2 separate regions of the Homo sapiens genome follow, and region 2 is linked to region 1. A link is a contact called in ENCODE Hi-C or POLR2A ChIA-PET data. All regions are on one chromosome and are shown on one strand. The core of a region is the stretch at or near the end of the contact, and the rest is flanking DNA. Distances in the headings are between cores, read along the strand shown. Region 1 overlaps LINC01173 (long intergenic non-protein coding RNA 1173). Region 2 overlaps LOC101927896 (a long non-coding RNA gene).

Region 1 (4,373 bases), core at 1,216-3,715:
CATCGACATTTTACATAAAAAGAGAGGAGTAGGGGGAAAAGTCAATAATGCATTCCTCTCGAGCTCAGTAAATCTACATTTTACATAAGATAAAGTTAGCATGTGAAATTACAGCTCTCTGGGAACAAAGAAAGGCAGGTTTTGTTTGTTTGTTTGTTTCTGTTATATGTATTTTGTTTTGTTTTGTTTTTTGTGAATCAGTTCACAGGCTGAATTTTTGCCTCTGGCATAGTGACTTTGGGGTCTTAAGATTTTATTTTTCTTGCACAGAGTTTAGGTCTCCTCCTCTGCCTGGTGATTCTTGGTCTTCTGTTTGGGATTGAGAAAACAGGATGGGTATGTGGTGTTGGTTCTCTCTGTGGCTGAGTCTCTATGGTATGGTGGGTGTGTTCAATTATTTTAGAAAATAGGCTACAGTGGTTTCTCTTGGAACATCTACAGGCCACCTCTTCTATGGATCAAGGAGTATATATTCTTTGTGAACTTGTGACTTATCAGGACTTTAATAACCCCCCTGCATACCCAGTTAACATATTCTAGGAAGTTGCTTCACCACACGTTTCATTAGCCAACACATTTCCCTCTAACTAGCAGTGTCTGCATTTTCCATTAAATAATCCATGACTTCTCATACTATTTGCCTTTGCCAACTTCATCACATATTCAAACTCCTTCTCTAATAATAGGGCTATATGAACTAAAAATCAACACAGCTTTATGGCATTTTTAATATTTGGAAAAGTCATTTCCCCTCATAATACTTTCTTTCAAAACATTTAAAATTTATTCTCAACACTTTTTTCTTCCACATGAACTTTGGATTTATTTTAACAAGTTTTCCCAAAAATAGTATAGAGACTTTGTTTGGAATTATTTTAATTATGTAAGTTGGGAAATTTAATCATACAAAATAGTCTTATCATCCAAGACATGTTATGTAAATATTGGTATTACTTATTTTTTGGTGTGTAATAATAGTATCTATAATTATTTGTATGTTTTCCAAGTGGTTATAGACATTATAAAGACCTGATTTTTTATATATTACTTTCAGAATCAGCCACTGAATTCTATCCACAATCCATATGTTATTTTGATTGACAATCTGGGGTGTTTATATACAATCATACTGGCTGCAAATAGTAATACTTCTATCTTCTTCATATCAAATGTATATTACTTGTTTTTGTCTTCTGTCCAGAGCCTCCAAAGTAACATTGTAATGTGTTGATAGGAATGAGAAACGAAGACCTTCACTAAGTTTATTTTTCTACAGTTTCCCTATTCCTTGACTACACTGGGCAGAGGTATTTATTGTCTTTGCAAATAAATCATTTTTTGTTTCACTTATTAATCCCATCATCTTAAAAGTCATTAATTTCTGATTTCATCTATATTATGTTCTTTCTAATTCCCTACGTTGAAGGATAACATATATTTTTTTTCTTCTTCATTTGGAAATGAAAGCATTTAGGGTTAATAATTGGCCTCTCCCAATACCTTGGAAAGCCTTAGTTACATAGTGTCTTCCTTTTTAATAATTTTCTAAATATACTGAAATAATATTTGATATCCTATTAGTTATCTGAGAGGGCTTTTATTTTATTTGTTATATCTTAACTAATTGGGTTATTCTTTCTAAATGTTTATTATAAATCTTGAATTTTAGAAAATTATGTTCACGAATAACAAGTTTTGCTCTGAGGATTTTATAGAGGCAAATATATGCAACTTTTGTAAATGTTCCATGGACATTCAAAAATTAGTAGTCCTATTAGTACGAGCTTTATCTTTATCTTTTCTAAGTCTTACATTATCATTGTGATAGGCTGAACAGTGGCCCCTTAAGATATACAGGTCCTAATCCCTCAAACCTTTGGATATTACTTTATAAGACAAGACTTTGCAGATGTGATTAACAGTATTGAGATGGGAAGATTATCCTGAATCAACTTAAAGGAAAAAAAAACTGAGGCAAAATTAATAAAAGTAGAGAGTTTATTTGGGCCAAATTTGAGGACTGCAACCCAGGAGCATAGATCCTAATTGCCCTGAATCTACATTCTAATTAACAGCAGTTACAAGTCGGATTTTAAAGAAAAGAAGGAGAGGCAGTTCCTAAGCTGTTCACCAACAATTTACATTAAAATAACATAGTCTATTGAATGGCTATACATTGTCTTTTGTATCACTAATTCCAGGAACAGGATATAAGGGTGAGACATCTGGTCTGAAATGCTTTTAAACAATTGCCCCCAGCATAGGTGTGGAAGGGCAGGGTGAGACTGAAGCCCTGTGCTCAAGTATCTCTGAGCCTGGTAAGTTCTGCCCACATCGTTCAGACTGCTCTCAGCTATTTTTCTTTTCTCACCTGGATTATCCAGGTATGCCCTAAATGCAAATCACAAGTATTCTTACAAGAGGGAGGCAGAGAGAGATTTGATAGAGAAGAAGAAGGCCTTGTGACCACTGAAGCTGGATGCTATGCTGCTGGCTTTGAAGGTGGAGGGAGGGGCCAGGAGCCAGGGAATGTAAGGAATGCAGCTCCAAGCTAGAAAAGACAAGAAAGGGCAGGAAAACAGGTCCTCCCCAGAGCCTCTGGAGACGGTGAGGCCCTACTGACATCTCCATTTCAGCCCAGTGAAACTGATTACAGCCTTCTGACCTGCACAATTGTGAGACAGTCAATATGTGTCATTTTAAACCATCACATTTGTGGCAATTTGTTATGGCAGCCACACGCAACTAATTCTCTTTTCATTGTTTCCTGATCTACCATAGAGTAGTGGTACTGATAAACTCTCCCTAATAGTTGTATTTTGATCATTTCTTCTTGACTTTTAAAATGTGAATATACAGTGCCAGTACTGTGTTTCTCAGCATATGAAGGCTAAGGACCATTTTTACTGCTAATACCTTTCATAACACAACATGACTTTTATTGCCACTTTAAGGCTCCTTGAGTTGATGCCTACATTTTCTTCATATTGAAATAATCGTTTCCTCTGTCATGTGAACTTTCCTGTCTATCTTTCCCCAGTCTTTTATTTTAAATTGTAAAAGAGCTCTCCTTAATATTTATTTCTTGTATCATATCCTATTTTTGCTTCCTATTATAAGACTTTGCTTTGATATAGCGGAATTTAAACTGCCAACATTTATCATCATAACGAAAATGCTTGACCCTTATGCCTCTCATCTTGCTTTGTTAGGCTTTCCATTGTATACTTTACTGTAGCTTTCTTTTATATTCATGTTATTTGTACGATGGTATTTTTAAAAATTATACCAATGAATACTTTTAATTTTTAAAATATCTATTTAAATGTGTTCTCTAATTATCTAAGTCCAGAATAAAGCAATTATTTTGACTCCTTTTTACATAAGACTTAAAATTTATTACACTTTATCTCTTCCTATGCACTTGATTATTTCCTAGTCTTTGTTAATTTACTTTCACATTATAGACCTAGATCGACGTATATTATCATTGCTATTTTTAATAAAGTAAAAATTATTTGAGATTTTTTTTCTCTTTTTAGGCCATTTTAATGTAACTCATTTATTCATCCAATAAATATTTATTGAGGACCTATACTATGAGCCAGATGCTGAGCTAAGAAGTGGCAGAGCCTTAGTGATCAAGACCACACAGCCTCTGCCTAGGCCTCATGGGCTGTGGTGCTGTGTGGTCTCTGTGTTCGATCCATTTCAGTTCTCACCTACCCTGTGTTCAGGCCACCCTGAACTGGGCTTGGTTCTTTAGAATCACCGTACCTACCATGTTACCAAGCCACCATGCCCTAAAGCCACCATGCCACTATGCCCCTATACCACCATGCTACCCCATTACCACACCACCATGTCACCACGCCACCATGCCACCCATGCCATCATGTCACCATGCTACCACACCATCGTGCCATCATTCCACCATGTCACTATGCCACACATCAACTCACCACCATGCCACCATACCACCATGACATCATGCCACCATGCTGCAATGTCCCCATGTCACCACCTCACCACACCACCATGCCACCACATCATCATGCCACCATGTTACCATGCCACCACATCATCATGCCATATCACGTCACACACCATCATGCCACCATATCACCACATCATTATGCCACCATGCCACGATACCACCATGTCACCATGTCACAACATCACCATGACACCATATCACCATGCCACCATATCACATCTTGCCACAATGCCATCATGTCACATCACCATATCACCATGCCACATCACCATGCCACCATCTCACCATGATATGGTGAGATGTTACTTACTGTACCACTGTGTCATGATGCACCCTGTCATACTGAACTATGTTATCAAGTTACCACACCACCATC
Region 2 (4,373 bases), core at 746-3,245, 180 kb after region 1:
TGCCTTGCTCAGGTGGAAGGAGACTGAGCAAAGCACTCCAAGAAGGCTGCATCGCGTTTAGGGGCGGTGGGGTTCACCACCATTGCCTGATGGTGTTCGAGACCCCACATGAACCCACGACTCAACCTAAGCAACAGAAATGATGTCCAGGGCAGCCAGGACCTGGTCCAAGAGAAGCCATGCCATCATCTTCCCCAGCCACCTGCATTTTGAGGAAGGGGCACTGTTGGAAGAATCTCCCTGACTTGAACCAGCAGTAAGGAATTACAAGGGTAGGCAATTGGAGACCTTCATCTCCTCCCTGCCCCTCTTAATATCTGGGTATACAGTTCTTACTTGGGTCAAAATGTGTGTGGCCTACAGAAACTAAATGGGAGCACTATAAATAATGCAAGCTATTCCAAAGCCATTACAACAAAGGCAAGCTTGAAAACTCAAATGCCTGCAGGGGCTGGACAGGAAAAGGAGCGCGTGGGCCAAGCAGGACTGTGTGAACTGAAGAAACAAACTGGGTCTAAGGGAACCTTCTCAGCTGACTGCTCCCTGGGGACACGGAGTCACCAAATGTCCCAGCTTCTCAAGACATGCCAGAAACCTGGGTTTTCATGTAAAATGCACTGCTTTGAATGTAATAAAATTGTTTAAGACATCACATGCACGAAACAAGACACAAGTGCCAACAACATCTGACTTGTTCCTACCAGTCCACCTCCCCCGCAAGCCACTGTCCTTAAGAAAGAAAGGCAAGGACCAGGGGAAAGCCAGCAGGTCAGTCTGGGCCACGAGACAGCAGCTCTGCTACCCTTGACCTTGACATTTGTCCTCAGGCCTCTGGAGCTGCAGTGGCAGAGGAAAGCGACTTCACAGGAGAGAGAAACCAGATTGAGCGACATTGGGAGTTTGAACTGGCTCCACCAAGAATTTTTAAAAGGGACCAGGGCACAGTGGCTCACACCTATAATCCCAGCGCTTTGGGAGGTCGAGGCAGGTGGATCACTTGAGTCCAGGAGTTCGAGACCAGCCTGGGCAACATGGGGAAACCCCATCTCTAAAAAAATACAAAAATTAGCTGAGCATGCTAGCACATGTCTGTGGTCCCAGCTACTTAGGAGGCTGAGGTGGGAGGATCACTCGAGCCAGAGTTGCAATGAGCCCAGATCATGCCACTGCACTCCAGCCTGGGCAACAGAGCCAGACTCTCAAAAAATAAATAAATAAAACTAAAAAAGGGATGAGCCGGAACATAATGTATTAATGTGAGCTTTTCCAACCTTCCATCCTCCAATCCAAGAGGGGAGGAAAGCTTGAGGAACACGATGTGCAGACCGGGGCTGAGGCTGGGGGACCAGGGAAGGGGAGGGTGCGGTCTGAGAACACTGGAGGGTGAGTGCAGTGGGTTTAAGGAAAGCTGCCAGGGACTAAGATTAGATCATCTTTACTGTCCTTCAAGAGGCCCAGGTAAAAGCGGAATTACTTTTGACTGTTACACTGTGTGTTAGAATTCAATAAGACCTTGCTGAGACTCGGCCAGTTCAGGTGAATCTGTTTACTGTGTAGAAATTCTTTCAGTTCCATCTGCAAACTGAAGGAGAGGCTTTATTCCCCCCGTAGTCTGCAGGTCTAAGGATGCGCTCTGTAAAATTTCGTAAGCCTCTGGGACTTGCCCAGCGTTCTCAGTGGTGACTGTCTTAAAAGCGACAATGTTGTTTGGGAGCATGGAGGTGAAGTGAAGAGAGGGCAGCTGCTCCACTTCGTGGCCTACGTGGGGAGGAGAGAAACTCCCCCTCAGGTTAAGGGCAGAAGACTTGTGTAGGGAGGGGTCATGTCATGAGGAAAAGCTGCACCTGTGACATGGGGGCAAGACAGGGCTTGTCTGATAAACTGGTGAGACTGCCCGGCTGAAGCCCATTCTGAGGGGGGATTGACAGACGAGCCTCTTGGAAGAGAATTTTCCCAAGGGAAGAGAGCCAGGCAGGCAAGGTCAGGCCGGAACAAAGCCTTAGTCATCCGAGGACGACACACTCCGAGTCCAGCCCACGTGACCCTGATCCAGCCCATGGAATCTGGCTGAAATCCTGGGAGAAATGACTTGGAGCCAAGATGAAAAGAGGTGTGCTCATCACAAGTCAGTCAGACCCTGGGGGTGCCAGACGGGGAGAGGGGCTTCATCCCTGCTTCTTCCCAAAGCAGCCCTCAGCTGTGCTCCCATATGTGACCCGCCCCCACCACCTCACCCCAGGAAGGGCCCACAGGGGTCAGAGAAGCACCTGGGTGCCTGGGGAAGGAGGGCCAGAGTCCACAAGGGACACTCCCAGGACTTCCAGGACTTCTGGGGGTGGGGCAGCCTAAGGTCATCAAATAACAGGAAGGGGCAAGAAAACACATGCTCCAAGAGTGAAAGTGACCCCAAGCTAACATCCAATCTAGGAGGCCCAAGAAAGCCCAGAAGACAGGCGCATCCACATGTCCCCCCATGATTATTTTTTAGGGTATCATGTTTTACTTTACTAAAATTGTAAGCTCCTTGAAAGCAGGAATCTTTGTCTCTTTTATTCGATGCTCCGTTCCGGTGACAGAAAAGTGCCTGGTGTATAGTAAAGTCAATACTTATTGTCTGATAAATTTCCCATAGAGTTTCACCATCATAGGGTTTTTTTTTTTTTTTTAATCAATTGTTCTCAAGCTTTTTGTAGCAGCAGATGGTCTTCTTGAAATAAAACCTCGTGGGGAAGCTCAAAAAGCAAAACAGATAAATGTGGAGTTCCTCTGATAGAAGAGGAGATGGAATGAGGGATCTCTGTCCAACGCAGCCCAGCCCAGCCCCATGCCTTATGGCTGGCCCTGAGAATGCTTCAGGCAATTCCTTAGGCCACAAAGAAGACAGCTAAAAACACAAATATGGTCATTTTGTTAAAAACGAAGCTGACAGAGATGCCCATGCAACCTTTCCCCCTGGTGGCATTTGGAAAAAAACTCAGTGATATGAGATGAAGCCCCAGGGAAAGGATTAATGCTAGCTTAGCATATGGACGGATGGAGAAGCTGAAGTCAGGGCACCCTTCAGTTCATTATGCAGGGACGGAGGGCAGAGCAACCCAAACCTGGCACATCATGCTCCTCCAGCCAACATGACAGCACCCGGCGAGCCCTGACACCTCATAAATATTCATGGCCTTTGGCTCAGCAGTTTCTGAATATTCCTAAGTTTGAACTCTGCCTCCACACTGCCCGGGACAGGAAGCCAGGTGGAATTGAGACACAGCCCTTGCAGTTTTATCAAATGGTGAGTTTAATTCTATTATTATTTTATCCTTCCCCAGAAAACTCCAGTTTTGCATTTATATTGAGTTACTCCTGGCTGTGTCTAGCAACAATGACACAATGTCCCTGTCAGGACACATCCCAAGCCACGGGGGTCATCCTCTATCTCCCATTCATACGGGTGTTTCTAACTTTTGCCGAGTCTAATTCCAGAGTAAGAAAATAACACTAGTGCCTGACAAACAGCCAGCACCAGGGGGTCGAACTGCATAGATTCTAGAGTTGCAGGGCCTGGGACCAAATGGCAGCTCTGTCATTTTTGCTTGTGAATGTTGCTGATTTGGGCAACTTATGTGGTTTCTGTAAGTCTTTGTTGAGAATCTCTACAGTGTGGGTAATCATGCCTGTATCAGTTTCCTATTGCTGCTGTAACAAAAGACCACAAACATAGGAACTTAGAACAACCCAAACTCATTATCTCATTGTTCTGGAGGTCAGAGATCTGATATGGATCTTACTAGGCTCGATCAAGGTTTCAGGAGGGCTGCGTTCCCTCCAGAGGCCACCACTTTCCTTGGCTCATGGCCCCTTCCTCCATCGTCAGAGCCAGCACTGGCCAGCTGTGTCCTCCCACGCTGCATCCCTCTGACTTCTTCCTGCTGCTTCTATTTATAAGGAATCTTGTGATCATATTGGGCCCATGCAGGGAATCTAGGATGATCTTGCTATTTTAAGCTCATTGATTAGCAACCTTAATTCAATCTGCAACCTTAATTCCCCTTTGCCATGTATGGTAACATATTCACAATTTCCAGGAATTAGGACACAGACATCTTTGGTGGGTTATTATTCTGCCAACCACATTACTCTTCTCCTAGTGTGAGGGGGAAGGGGTAATGTGAGAGCAAGCAGGCCCATGGCCTGCATGTAACTGAGTGGCTGTCTTCAGAAGCCGGACACAATGAGCCACGCTGACACCAGGAAGTTGGAAGACATGTCCTGTCTTGCATTGTCCCATAGGACCTGCAAGTGCCAGTAAAGACTACTATCCAACTTTGCCCACCTAGCCTGCTAACCTTGGGAGAAAGCAATCATCTGTCATCTTAGGCCAA

The links. A loop is a pair of places that touch in the nucleus more often than their neighbours do. ChIA-PET counts read pairs that join two places held with the same protein, here RNA polymerase II (POLR2A). Pooled maps may share reads with other maps.
Region 2: a map of HepG2 shows a loop between it and region 1 (4-fold over the local background). The contact joins two enhancer-like sites. A Hi-C loop is called at or near these places in 1 of 168 maps with a recorded cell type or tissue (HepG2) and 1 of 50 pooled maps. POLR2A ChIA-PET finds 5 or more read pairs at or near these places in 3 of 52 experiments (H1, HepG2 and activated CD4-positive, alpha-beta T cell).

Annotation. Positions count from the first base shown.
Region 1 is chr2:234,684,111-234,688,483 of GRCh38, forward strand. The region is part of intron 1 of LINC01173 (long intergenic non-protein coding RNA 1173); the gene reads left to right. Among named protein-coding and RNA genes, the nearest start is that of LINC01173, 3.6 kb to the left of the region's middle. RefSeq lists an enhancer at 3,746-4,371. Within about 2 kb of position 2,466, at least 3 of the 41 ENCODE cell types and tissues checked have a DNase peak (open chromatin) inside an H3K27ac peak, as active enhancers do.
Region 2 is chr2:234,861,541-234,865,913 of GRCh38, forward strand. The region is part of intron 2 of LOC101927896 (a long non-coding RNA gene); the gene reads right to left. Among named protein-coding and RNA genes, the nearest start is that of SH3BP4, 88 kb to the right of the region's middle. RefSeq lists enhancers at 1,446-2,018, 1,865-2,159. Within about 2 kb of position 1,996, at least 9 of the 41 ENCODE cell types and tissues checked have a DNase peak (open chromatin) inside an H3K27ac peak, as active enhancers do.